2 separate regions of the Homo sapiens genome follow, and region 1 is linked to region 2. Evidence: read pairs that join two places in POLR2A ChIA-PET (ENCODE). Cell type or tissue: CD4-positive, alpha-beta T cell. All regions are shown on one strand. Each heading gives the region's core, and the rest is flanking DNA. Links, peaks and the distances in the headings are about the cores only.

Region 1 (5,377 bases), core at 256-5,255, 51 kb before region 2:
GGTAGTTGAATCATGGGGGTAGTTACCTCCATGCTGTTCTCGTGATAGTGAGTTCTCATGAGATTTGATGGTTCTATAAGGGGCCTTTCCCACCCTTTGCTCTGCACTTCTCCTTGCTGCCAGCATGTGAAGAAGGACATGTTTGCTTCTCCTTCCATCATGATTGTAAGTTTCCTGAGGCCTCCTCAGCCCTGCGGAACTGTGAGTCAATTAAACCTCTTCTTTTATAAATGACCCAGTCTTAGGTATGTCTTTTTTAGCAGCATGAGAACGGACTACTACAGCCATGATCACTAGCTGAGTGTGCTGCTGGGGTCACCTGCTGTACTCCTGCAGACCTCAATCTTTACAGAGTAGAAAAATGAAGCCTGATATCCTCATGGGCTCTTTTTGTATATCAGAATCTCCGTCATCTCCCACCCACCAAATTGGTTTGGAGCAAGCAACCTGACATAAGGAGTATGACCTTCACAAAGTCATGTTGTGTAAGTAGCAGTTTCCCAAACTAGGCAGTGTAAGTGAGAGCTCTAAACCACTTAGTGGATGAGGGTATACTGATTTTAATTTTTAAAAGTTGAGTTATTATTGGAACATGAAAGAAAGCCTATTTCGCAGAATCAGCCAGTGAGGCATTCCTTCTTTTGTCAGGATCTTGTAGTTGCTATGTCAATTAATCTGCTTTCTATTTAGGCCATTGAAATAAAGTTATATCTAAAACCTTGAAGTAAGGTACAAAAAGTCTACAGCTTCCTGGAACACAGCCTAGACGCTGGAGTTAAACAAAAATGGACACAGGGGTCTTAAGACCCCCCAGTAGAATATGCAACACTGCTAGGGTGCCTTGAAGATCCTTTCAGGTTTGTCTTCTTTTTTATCTCTTTATTTTCCTTTTTTTTTTTGAGACGGGGTTTCTATTCTGTCGCCCAGGCTGGAGTGTAGTGGTGCACTCTCAGCTCACTACAACCTCCACTTCCTGGGCTCAAGCAATCCTCTTGCTTCAGCCTCCCAAGTAGCTGAGACTACAGGCATGCACCACCACGCCCAGCTAATTTTTGTATTTTTAGTAGAGGTGGGGTTTCACCATGTTGGCCAGGTTGGTCTCAAACTCCTGAGCTCAGGTGGTCCGCCCACCTCAGCCTCCTAAACTGCTGGGATTACAGGCGTGAGCCACCGTGCCCTGCCCCTTTCAGAATCTTCTGAGAATTGTCTTACTGTAATATTCCTTACACATTTGGTTACCGACCTTCCCAGTACGTCATTGGAGAAAGCAAAGGCAAAAGGGGGAAGGAGAGAAGTAACATTTGTTAAATGCTAACTGTGTGCCAACCACTTGACATGGTGCATGTTATCCCCATTTTACAGATGGGAACGTAGAGGCTGAGGGAGGTAAAGTAACTTGATTAAGTTTACCCTGCTATGAAGTAATGGAGTTGGGATTTGAACCACTAAGGAACACACTCAGGTATTGTTAAGTAAAAAAAAAAGGGATAATGATTGAGCACACTGGCTTACGCCTGTAATCCTAACACTTTGGGAGATTGAGGTGGGTGGATTGCTTCAGCCCAGGAGTTCAAGTCCAGCCTGGGCCATCTGGCAAATCCCTGTCTCAAAAAAAAAAAAAAAAATACAAAAATTAGCTGGAGGTGGTGGTACACACCTGTAGTCCCAGCTACTCAGGAGGCTGAGGCAGGAGGATCAATTGAGCCTGGGAAGTTGAGGCTGCACGGAGCCATGATCATGTTATTGCACTCCAGCCTGGATGACGGAACTACGATAACAACAACAAAACAAAACACATGATGAATACGCACTGAAAGATCAAATTAGATTCTCTACCTCCGTTGAAGAAGGTAAAAAAGTATATAGTAGAATCCCTCAGAAATATGAATGGTTAGAATTATTTTTAAAGTTTTGTAAATGTGGGGCAAATTTCTATTTTCTGGAAAATTCTTCTGGTGGAACACCTTGCTCTCTAAAAGTGCCAGATAAATGAGATTCCGCTTGATTTGAGAGCTAAGTTCTATGTCCAGTTCTTCCTTGCTGTTATTAAGCAGCAAAGAGAGACCCATGGTTGCACACTGGGAGGCTTTTCTCTTTATCGTTACTGTGTTTATAGACCCGACTCCATCGGGGGTGCTTTTAAGTAAGTAATTATTTTGGGGCATTGTTGCTCTTTTTCGTTCAGTGCGTAAGTATCACTCTCTACTGCTTTCTGATCTTTTTACTTTTATTTTTATTTTTATTTTTTAGTACTTCCAAGTGAGAAGGGATGTGGCCTCCCAGCTGGTGTTTGTCAGGGTTACATGGTACATGTGCAGGAAGGGCCACATCAGCAGGCCTTGAGTAATCCATCCGCAGTCTCGAAGGATGAATCATTCATGAAAGCAGTTTTCCATCCCGCTCACTGGATGCAAGCCTTTCTTGCAAAGTTGATTTCTTTTGCAAAATTAACCTTTGCTTTCTGCTCCTTGCCCACACAGCTTTTGAAATAGGAAGCCCACAGAGTTGTGTTGTTTTTTTCTAAGTAAGTCTAACGGACTGGGCATTTGTAACTTCAATTATTACGCAAGGTATTGAATTCCGCCTATGAAATCTATGAAGGTCATTGCCCGTGGACTTAGAAGTGCCTAGCAGAGTTGAATGGTATGTGGGCTGTGTGTGTATGATCCATATGGCTGAAGTCGTGGTTCTTACTATTACTATATGATTATGTATATTTTAAAAATAGCTCCTTCAGATTTTAACTAGTTTTAAAACTCAAAGTATGTGAAAGGGTTTGCATTTGATAGAGGGGGGAAAAGGCATACTTAATATCCAGGGTTGATAAGCGAAGGCGTGCCACCTCCTGTAAGTCCACCCCTTTCATCCTTTACCCCCATTTCTCACACTACTTTTTTGGTGTTTTGTGCGTTTTTATTTTTTCCGAATTGCAGCAGTGCAGACAGGGAGAAGAACTAAAATCACTCTATAGCTGGCCTCTGCTGCTCATTACGTTTTAGTGGGATAAAACCTTGTCTTGCCCTCCTAGTTGGAGAACCAGCTGAATTGCACCTTTGAATGTTGCTGGGTTTTGTGCCAACCTGCCAGCTGATGGGGCAGACCAGCAGCTTAGTGTCTCCTTTGCTGTGGAAGCAGAACTGCGTCCCCATTATTTGACAGGCAGGAAACGGTAAGGCTAGCAAAGCGGGGACTGAAGACTTCAGGTGTCCCAGCTCCTACCCCAGAGGTTGGTCGCAGACACAGGTTTATAAAACATCAGTATGTGGAGCCACCTTCTCTGAGGTTGTCTTGTTGTGTCTGTTTCTTCCTTAGAAAAGCACATCCCAGATGGGCATGATGGCTCACGCCTGTAATCCCAGCACTTTGGGAGGTTGAGGCGGGTGGATCATTTGAGCCCAGGAGTTGGAGACCAGCCTGGGCGACAAGGCAAAACCCCATCTCTACAAAAAATACAAAGATTAGCCGGGTGTGATAGTACACGCCTGTAGTTCCAGCTACTCAGGGGAATGAGGCAGGAGAATTGCTTGAGCCCAGGAATTCGAGGCTGCGGTACGCTATGTTCACGTCACTGCACTCCAGGCTGGGTGAAAAAATGAGACCCCATCTCAAAAAAAAAAAAAAAAAAGAAAAGAAAATCACATCCCAATCCTAATACTTTTAAAAGTTCATGTGCCAAATTTAATATTCAAGTTGCTAACATGTTATCTGTATGTAAAAAAACCTGTTCTTCTAACCAGACTTCTTCCAGACTTGTTTTGATCAGTCTCAACCAGCATATGTCATTGGCACATTTAAGCACAGGTATGTAATTTTTAGCAATAGTGAGATGTTCTATAGTGGAGTGCCCGTGTCACCTGAGTTGTGGTGAACAGTTTCAAATATCCTTCATTTTCCAGTATTCAAAAATGAGGAAATGACCTCAGATTTCAGTGCTATGATAATTCCCCTAGTTATCTCCTAATTCTGTGCTTATTTTGTGTTGCAGCAAGTGAAGCTCAGAGAGCTCGCGTGCTAGGTAGGCACTAAGTGGTAAAAATGATGTAACATTTTCTGGGGAAATGTATCCAAAGATCAATTTGTAATAGAAAAACAGTATTCACTGGGCACTTAGGTTTATATTATGATAGCAGATACTTGAGAACCTTCTTGGCATAGAGGCATTCTGTGGGTTTCATGGTGGCCCATGAGTTAATTGGCAGCTGGAGTGTGAAGTAATTGAAATAATTGACCCCTGAGATAATGGGTGTATAGGCACTGGGGTTCCTAACTATCGAGGAGGAGACTGGGGTTCCTAACTACCGAGGAGGAGACTGGGGTTCCTAACTACCGAGGAGGAGACTGGGGTTCCTAACTACCGAGCATGCTTCTATGGGATGTCATTGAGGTGTTTCCTGTTTCCGTGAACAGTGTCTAGTTTTTTCTTTTTTGACCCTCTATTTTCATCACTTCTAAGATGAGACCTTGGTTGTGGGCAGAGGGTGTGTGATATATTCTTTTAAACGTCGGGTCTGCTTCCCTCTGTTTGAACTCAAGTTGGACAGACAAATCCCTTCATGGATGGAAGCTGGCTGGTGCTCTGCGGTTTCTGAGATCAGTGCACAAGGCCAAACCCAGTTTGTCAATAACAGCTTCTTCCTCATTGTTTTATGTTTCTAATGAAACAGCTCCTATTTTGTAGTACACAAAGGGGAAATGTGAGGCTGGAAAGCAACATAGGATTCTTCATTCCAGACAGCAGCCAGTGGGCCCGCTCATGAAAAGTTGATGGTTGTGCTTAATGAGAGAAGAAAAAAGGCATCTAATAGCTAAAGTTTGCCTTAACATAATAATTACTTCCCATGTAGCAGTTCCATTTTTCTAATACTTGAATGTCTTATTGTATAAGAAAGCAAGGTACTTATTTATTTTTACAACCTTACATCTAGTTTCTGTGAACGTTTTCATTGTATAAATTTGTTTCTTTCTCAAAATAGATAAAAGACACCAACCATCTTTTTTAATCTACTGAAGCACATGAATAGTGCTTATGTCCATTTTAGGATACTTTTTTGTAAGCCATGATATAGGTCTTCCCCACCAATGGTGGCAGCTTCTTTAGAGGCAATTTACAAAAACACGAACACCCCTACCTCCCACCTATGGTTTTTGCTTTCTATAAAAATGTTGAATATGTCATAGCTAAGAGGAATGAAATGTCCTCCTGCAGAGAATAAGAATCTCTTATTAAAAGTAGCCCAGAAGTTTACTGTTGGTGCTTAGAAAATAATTGAAGGATGTGGAAGAAGAATTACAAAGACATGCACACACATGCACGTGCACACATGCAAACACACACACACACACACACACACACACACACACACACACATTTATGAGT
Region 2 (5,377 bases), core at 116-5,115:
TTCCACCCTGCAAGCCATTGCTTATGTCACCCTGATTGATCATGGTGTAACACCCAGCTGTCCTCTGCACACAGGATCCCAAGCCAGAAGTCTCAGGATTTTCTTGGTTGTCTCCATCTTTTTTTTGTTTCACGCACCTAATAGGTTTCCAAGTGCTACGAGTTCTGCTTTCAACTCTCTTTCCTCTCCATCTCCATAGCCACTGTCTTTGTGAAGGCCTTGTTGTGTGCTGTGAGTTGGTCTTACTGACTCTGGACTGTTTCTCCTCTATGAACTGTCTTTCATATTGCCACCCCGTGGTACTCCAGTTGTTGTTGTTTTTGTTTTTTAATGTGATTATGCACTCTCTTGCTTATCATCTTCCAAGGTTGGTACAGAGTCACTCACAGCGGCCTCACTGGCTGTTAGCTGTGGCTGCTGGCCAGGGAGTCCTAAGGTCTGCCCCACATTAGCTTGGGAGGGTAGTGCAGGTTTTTTACAAGGGAGTGGCAGTTTTCCAAGAAGGAACACCTCAGTGTACACACACTTAATAGGCTTCCCCTGGCGCTGTGTTTCCCAGTGTTTCATTGGCCAAAGCCCAGAGTCACTGTGAAGGTTTATGAATCAGGGTTCTCCAGAGAAAAGGAACGTGTGTGTGTGTGTATGTGTGTGTGTGTGTGTGTGTGTGTGTGTGTAAAGAGATTTAATATAAGATGTTGACTCAATGCAATTATGGAGGCCGGCAAGTCCCAAGATTTGCAGGGTGAGCTGGCAAGTTGGAGACCCAGGAGAGCCAATGGGATAGCACCAGTCTGATTCTGAAGGTCTGGGAGCCAGGAGAGCTGATGATGTAAGTTCCAGTCCAAGCTCAAAGGCAGGCAAGCTTAAGACATCAGCTCTGAAGTAAGAGCTGATGTTTTAGATTGAGTCCAAGAGCAAGAAAAAGCTGGTGACCAAATCTCAAGGCCTTCAGGCAAGAAGAATCCTCTCTTACTTGGAGGGAGAGGCAGTCTTTTTGTTCCATTCAGGCCTTCAACAGATTGGATGAGATCCACCTGCACTAGGAAGGACAGTCTGCTTTGCTCAACCTCCCGATCTAAATGTTAGTATCATACAAAAACACCATTGTGTAAACACCCAGAATAACGTATGACCAAATGTCTGGGCACCTGGGGCCCAGTCAAGTCGGCACATAAAATTAACTATCACAGAAGGGTGTGGAACCTGGGGGTATGAGTCACTGGGGCCGTTAGTGTAACCATTTGCCACAGGCAGACTTGTTTGGGTTATAATTCTTTCCTGTAAATCTTATTCATCTCTGTATCCCCAATGCCTAGTATGATCTCTGACTTATAGTAGGTGATCATTAATGTTTGTTGAAAGAGCGAATGAATGGAAAAAAAAAATGAAGTCTTTGATTCCCTAAAGAAAATGAAAATAATTTCATAGACTTGAGTCAAGCTTGTCCAACCCACCTTATTTTGTTGTCGTGGTGGTTCTGTTTTGTTTTGTTTGAGACTTTTGGCAACCTGAAGCCATGTTTTTTAGTTTCTATCTCTAGTGATAAGCAGAAAAGAGGGATGAGGAAGGGGCTTTACTGGCCCAACAAGAAACAGAAACTAAGAACCCATGACTGTATTCTCTCCCTTGGACACTCCTAGGAGTGGAATATCTGTGAAATGTTTCCTGCGATTCTCTCAGAATCAATACCAGCCACTTCCTGATTACAAGTTACCATCTTTAGAAAGAGAATTTTGTTTTCGGGGGGAAAAGGTTTTTTGTGTTGAGGGACTCTTCAGTGCTTGAAGTTTAAGCCTAACGAAATTATGCAAGATGCCCACTGAACTGTGCCTGCTGTGTGACCAGAATCTCTTAACCTCATGAGCATTTTTTGGTTAAATGTTGGTAGGAAAAACTGCTTATTGAAAGGCAAAACTTGTTTTGTCACCTGCGTATTTTAGGGTGATCATCCTTGAAGTGATGGCTTATCATGTAGAGAGGTTTGTAACCAATTGCAATTCAAAAGGGAGAAATGGAGAGAGCTAACAGCTTAAGGAATCAATAGCCTTTGATTTCTTTCCCATTTGATCACTGCCTTTCTGGGTATATTCCTGACTTTACATAGCCTGCCTTTGCCAGGACAGAGACTGTCTTCAGAAATCTTAGAGTTTACTATTCTTGTTCATGAGAAATTGTTATGAGATTGCTGTAGGAAAGTATGTATTTTACTAATTTTATTATTTTTTTTTGAGATGGGGTCTCACTCTGTCGCCCAAGCTGGAGTGCAGTGGCCCAATCATGGCTCACTGCAACATCAACCTCCCTGGGCTCAGGTAATTCTCCTACCTCAGCTTCCCTAGTAGCTGGGACTACAGGCGTGCACCACCATGCCCGGCTAATTTTCGTGTTTTTTGTAGAGACGGGATTTTGCCTTGTTGCCCAGGCTGGTCTCGAACTCCGGTACTCCGGTGATCTGCCCACCCCTGCTCCCCAAATAACGTATTTTAAAACATACAGATTATAACTGCTTTACAATAGGTGAGGCATTTTTTTTCGTGTCATAAAACATGCCTGTGATGAATGCCTTTAGGAAAGCAGTACGCCTATTGCTAGCTTTCTGCACTTCCAAGTCCCAAGCCTATTCCTCCTCATCCCTTTTTCAAGGCAGGAAGCTTTGTAGAATGAGCATGGGATATCAGTGTTTAAAACATAAGAATTTCATACTCGAAAATGATCTTCTCTGTGGAGGTGGGTGATTTTAGGTTTCTAGATATTAAGCTTGTATTATGACTCATTTGTTCTTAAACAGGTTGTTCTCCAGTTACTAAAATTAATCACAAAAGACCAAGGAAGCTTGAAAAAGAAGGGGAGTTCATACAGCAGGTCTTAAAATTAGAAAGGCAGGGCTGCTCTCTTTTGCATTTGCTCAGTTTGAATGATGCACCAGGATTTAGGTAATTCATCGTAATCGTTGTTTTTTCCCCATTAAGAATTGGTAACTGGGAATAACTTAATGTGTAAAACTAGACGGGGAAGAAAAATGGTAGGCTGAATATTTAAGAAGGAATCACATTCCTAGGTATTAAAGGGGCTTGGGCTTGCGGATTTGCTGCTCGCTGTCAGTTTGGACACGTGTGCTCAAATCAGGTCATTCTCTCATATAGTGAACTTTTTTTTTTTTTTTGAGATGGAGTCTCGCTCTGTCACCCAGGCTGGAGTGCAGTGGTGTGATCTTGGCTCACTGCAACCTCTGCCTCCCAGGCTCAAGAAATTCTCCTGCCTCAGCCTCCTGAGTAGCTGGGATTACAGGTGCACACCACCACACTCGGCTTATTTTTGTATTTTTAGTGGAGACAGGGTTTCACCATATTGGCCAGGGTGGTCTTGAACTCCTGATCTCGGGTGTTCTACCCCCCTCAGCCTTCCAAAGTGCTGGGATTACAGGCATGAGCTACTGTACCCAGCTGTCAGATAGTGAACTTCTGTCCATCCGGCAGCCAGACAATGAGAGAGTCCAGCACAGTAGCGCCTCTGAAGAAATACACTGCTTGCCAAATAGCTTCCTAGCTTGGCTCCTGGTTTCCATTCCCATCCCCTACAGTTTACCCTCCACAGTAGCTAGTCTGATGTTTTGCAAGTGTTAATATCAGGCAGATCAAATCATTGTGTCACTCCATCTGAACCCTTCAGTGCCCTCCTCTTAACCACTGGAATAAAAAATATGTATACCCAGCCTGGCCAACATGGTGAAACCCCGTCTCTACTAAAAATATAAAAATTAACTGGGCTTGTTGGCAGCCACCTGTAATCTCAGCTACTCAGGTGGCTGAGGCAGGAGAATTGCTTGAACCTGGGAGGCGGATGTTGCAGTGAGCCAAGATCACACCACTGCACTCAGCCTTGATGACAGAGTGAGACCCTGTCTCCAACAACAACAAAAAAAGTGTGTGTGTGTGTGTGTGTGTGTGTGTGTGTGTATTTCTTTCTTTCCCTTGGTCCACAAGGCCCATCATGATTGTGATCTGGCTCCTGCACACCTCACTGACCAGAACATCCCAAGCTCATTGGCACCCCAGGGCTGCTGCCCTGGGCGGTTCCTCTTTGTAGAACTAATCTTCATGATGCTCATTCGTACGATTTCAGACTCCGCTGAAATACTGCCTCCTTCGAGAGCCTTTTTAGATCATACCCCCCTTGTTATTATTATTTTTGAGCTGGCCCAGGCTGGAGTGCAGTGTCATGAACTTGGCTCACTGCAACTTCCACCTCCCAGGTTCGAGCAATTCTCCTGCCTCAGCCTCTTGAGTGGCTGGGATTATAGGCGTGCACCACCATGCCCGGCTAATTTTTGTATTTTTAGTACAGACAGGGTTTCACCATGTTGGCCAGGCTGATCTAGAACTCCTGGCCTCAGTTGACCTGCCTGCCTCTGCCTCCCAAAGTTCTGGGATTGCAGGCGTGAGCCGCCGCACCTGGTCCCCCTCATTATTTTCTATTACTTTATGCACTTCAAACCCCCTGTCATCATCTAAAACCATACAATTTATTTGTTACTTGATTATTGGGTATCTTTCCACCAACTTGAAAGCACCGTGAGAGCAGGATGTTATCTTACTCTTCTGTTTAACCTAAAATGGTGCCTGATGTGTGGTAGGTGCTCAGTGAATATTTGTTGGCTGGATGAGTGAATGCATTTTAGTTGCACAAGGGAGATGAAAGATCTTATAGGGTTTTTTGTTTCCTTCTAACAATAAAACTAAAGGGAAATGTCCTAAGATCAATAGAGACTTTTTCCTTTCTATGACTGTGATGCCATGCCAGTGAAGCCTGAGACCTGCCGTGTGATCGGACATCTTCCAAATAAAAGGTGTGTTCTTCTTAATCTTAATGTTTAGAATATGCAGCCTATAAAATTAATTTTAAAATAAAATGCATACAGTCAATCTTATTTAACTAGAATACTTAACCACTTGATTCTGAATGTTGCCCATTCTGGATAAGTGAAGTAGATGTTGAATTTAAAACCTTGAGAATAATTTGTATCTAATAGGATCCTAACCTTGAATATTATGGCTGCATATCGACTTGGGATCAGTGTCCTCTCTTAGATTGTCCTCTGCAGTCATTAATTTTTTTCTGCTAATATTCTTGGTGAGCAGTAGGGTGTTGTTAAGTAAATTGATGCATCAGTGTGATAAAATACATGCAGCCATTAAGAATGATGCTTATAAAGACATAGAAAAATGCTTATATGATGCTAGGTGCAAAAGCTTAATATAAAGTTATTGCCATGATTGTCACTACAGCAGAGTTAGTGTAGGGGAACAGGAAGTAGAAGGGAACCTAAAAGATGGAAATCATTTAATTGATTTTTAAGGTGATTTGACATAGGGAGATT

The links. Peaks named below come from ENCODE experiments on the same cell type or tissue, not always from the same donor. Only the 100,000 strongest peaks of a DNase experiment are listed, where the experiment ranks them.
Region 1: POLR2A ChIA-PET joins it to region 2 with 5 read pairs; 7 of 35 experiments call an interaction of 5 or more read pairs at or near these places.

The regions. Positions count from the first base shown.
Region 1 is chr17:66,457,599-66,462,975 of GRCh38, forward strand. All of the region lies in intron 2 of PRKCA (protein kinase C alpha), which reads left to right. Among named protein-coding and RNA genes, the nearest start is that of PRKCA-AS1, 43 kb to the left of the region's middle. In CD4-positive, alpha-beta T cell, for the core only: no CTCF peak of the experiment used is centred there; a DNase peak (open chromatin) is centred at 2,353.
Region 2 is chr17:66,508,536-66,513,912 of GRCh38, forward strand. All of the region lies in intron 3 of PRKCA (protein kinase C alpha), which reads left to right. Among named protein-coding and RNA genes, the nearest start is that of PRKCA-AS1, 94 kb to the left of the region's middle. In CD4-positive, alpha-beta T cell, for the core only: no CTCF peak of the experiment used is centred there; no DNase peak of the experiment used is centred there.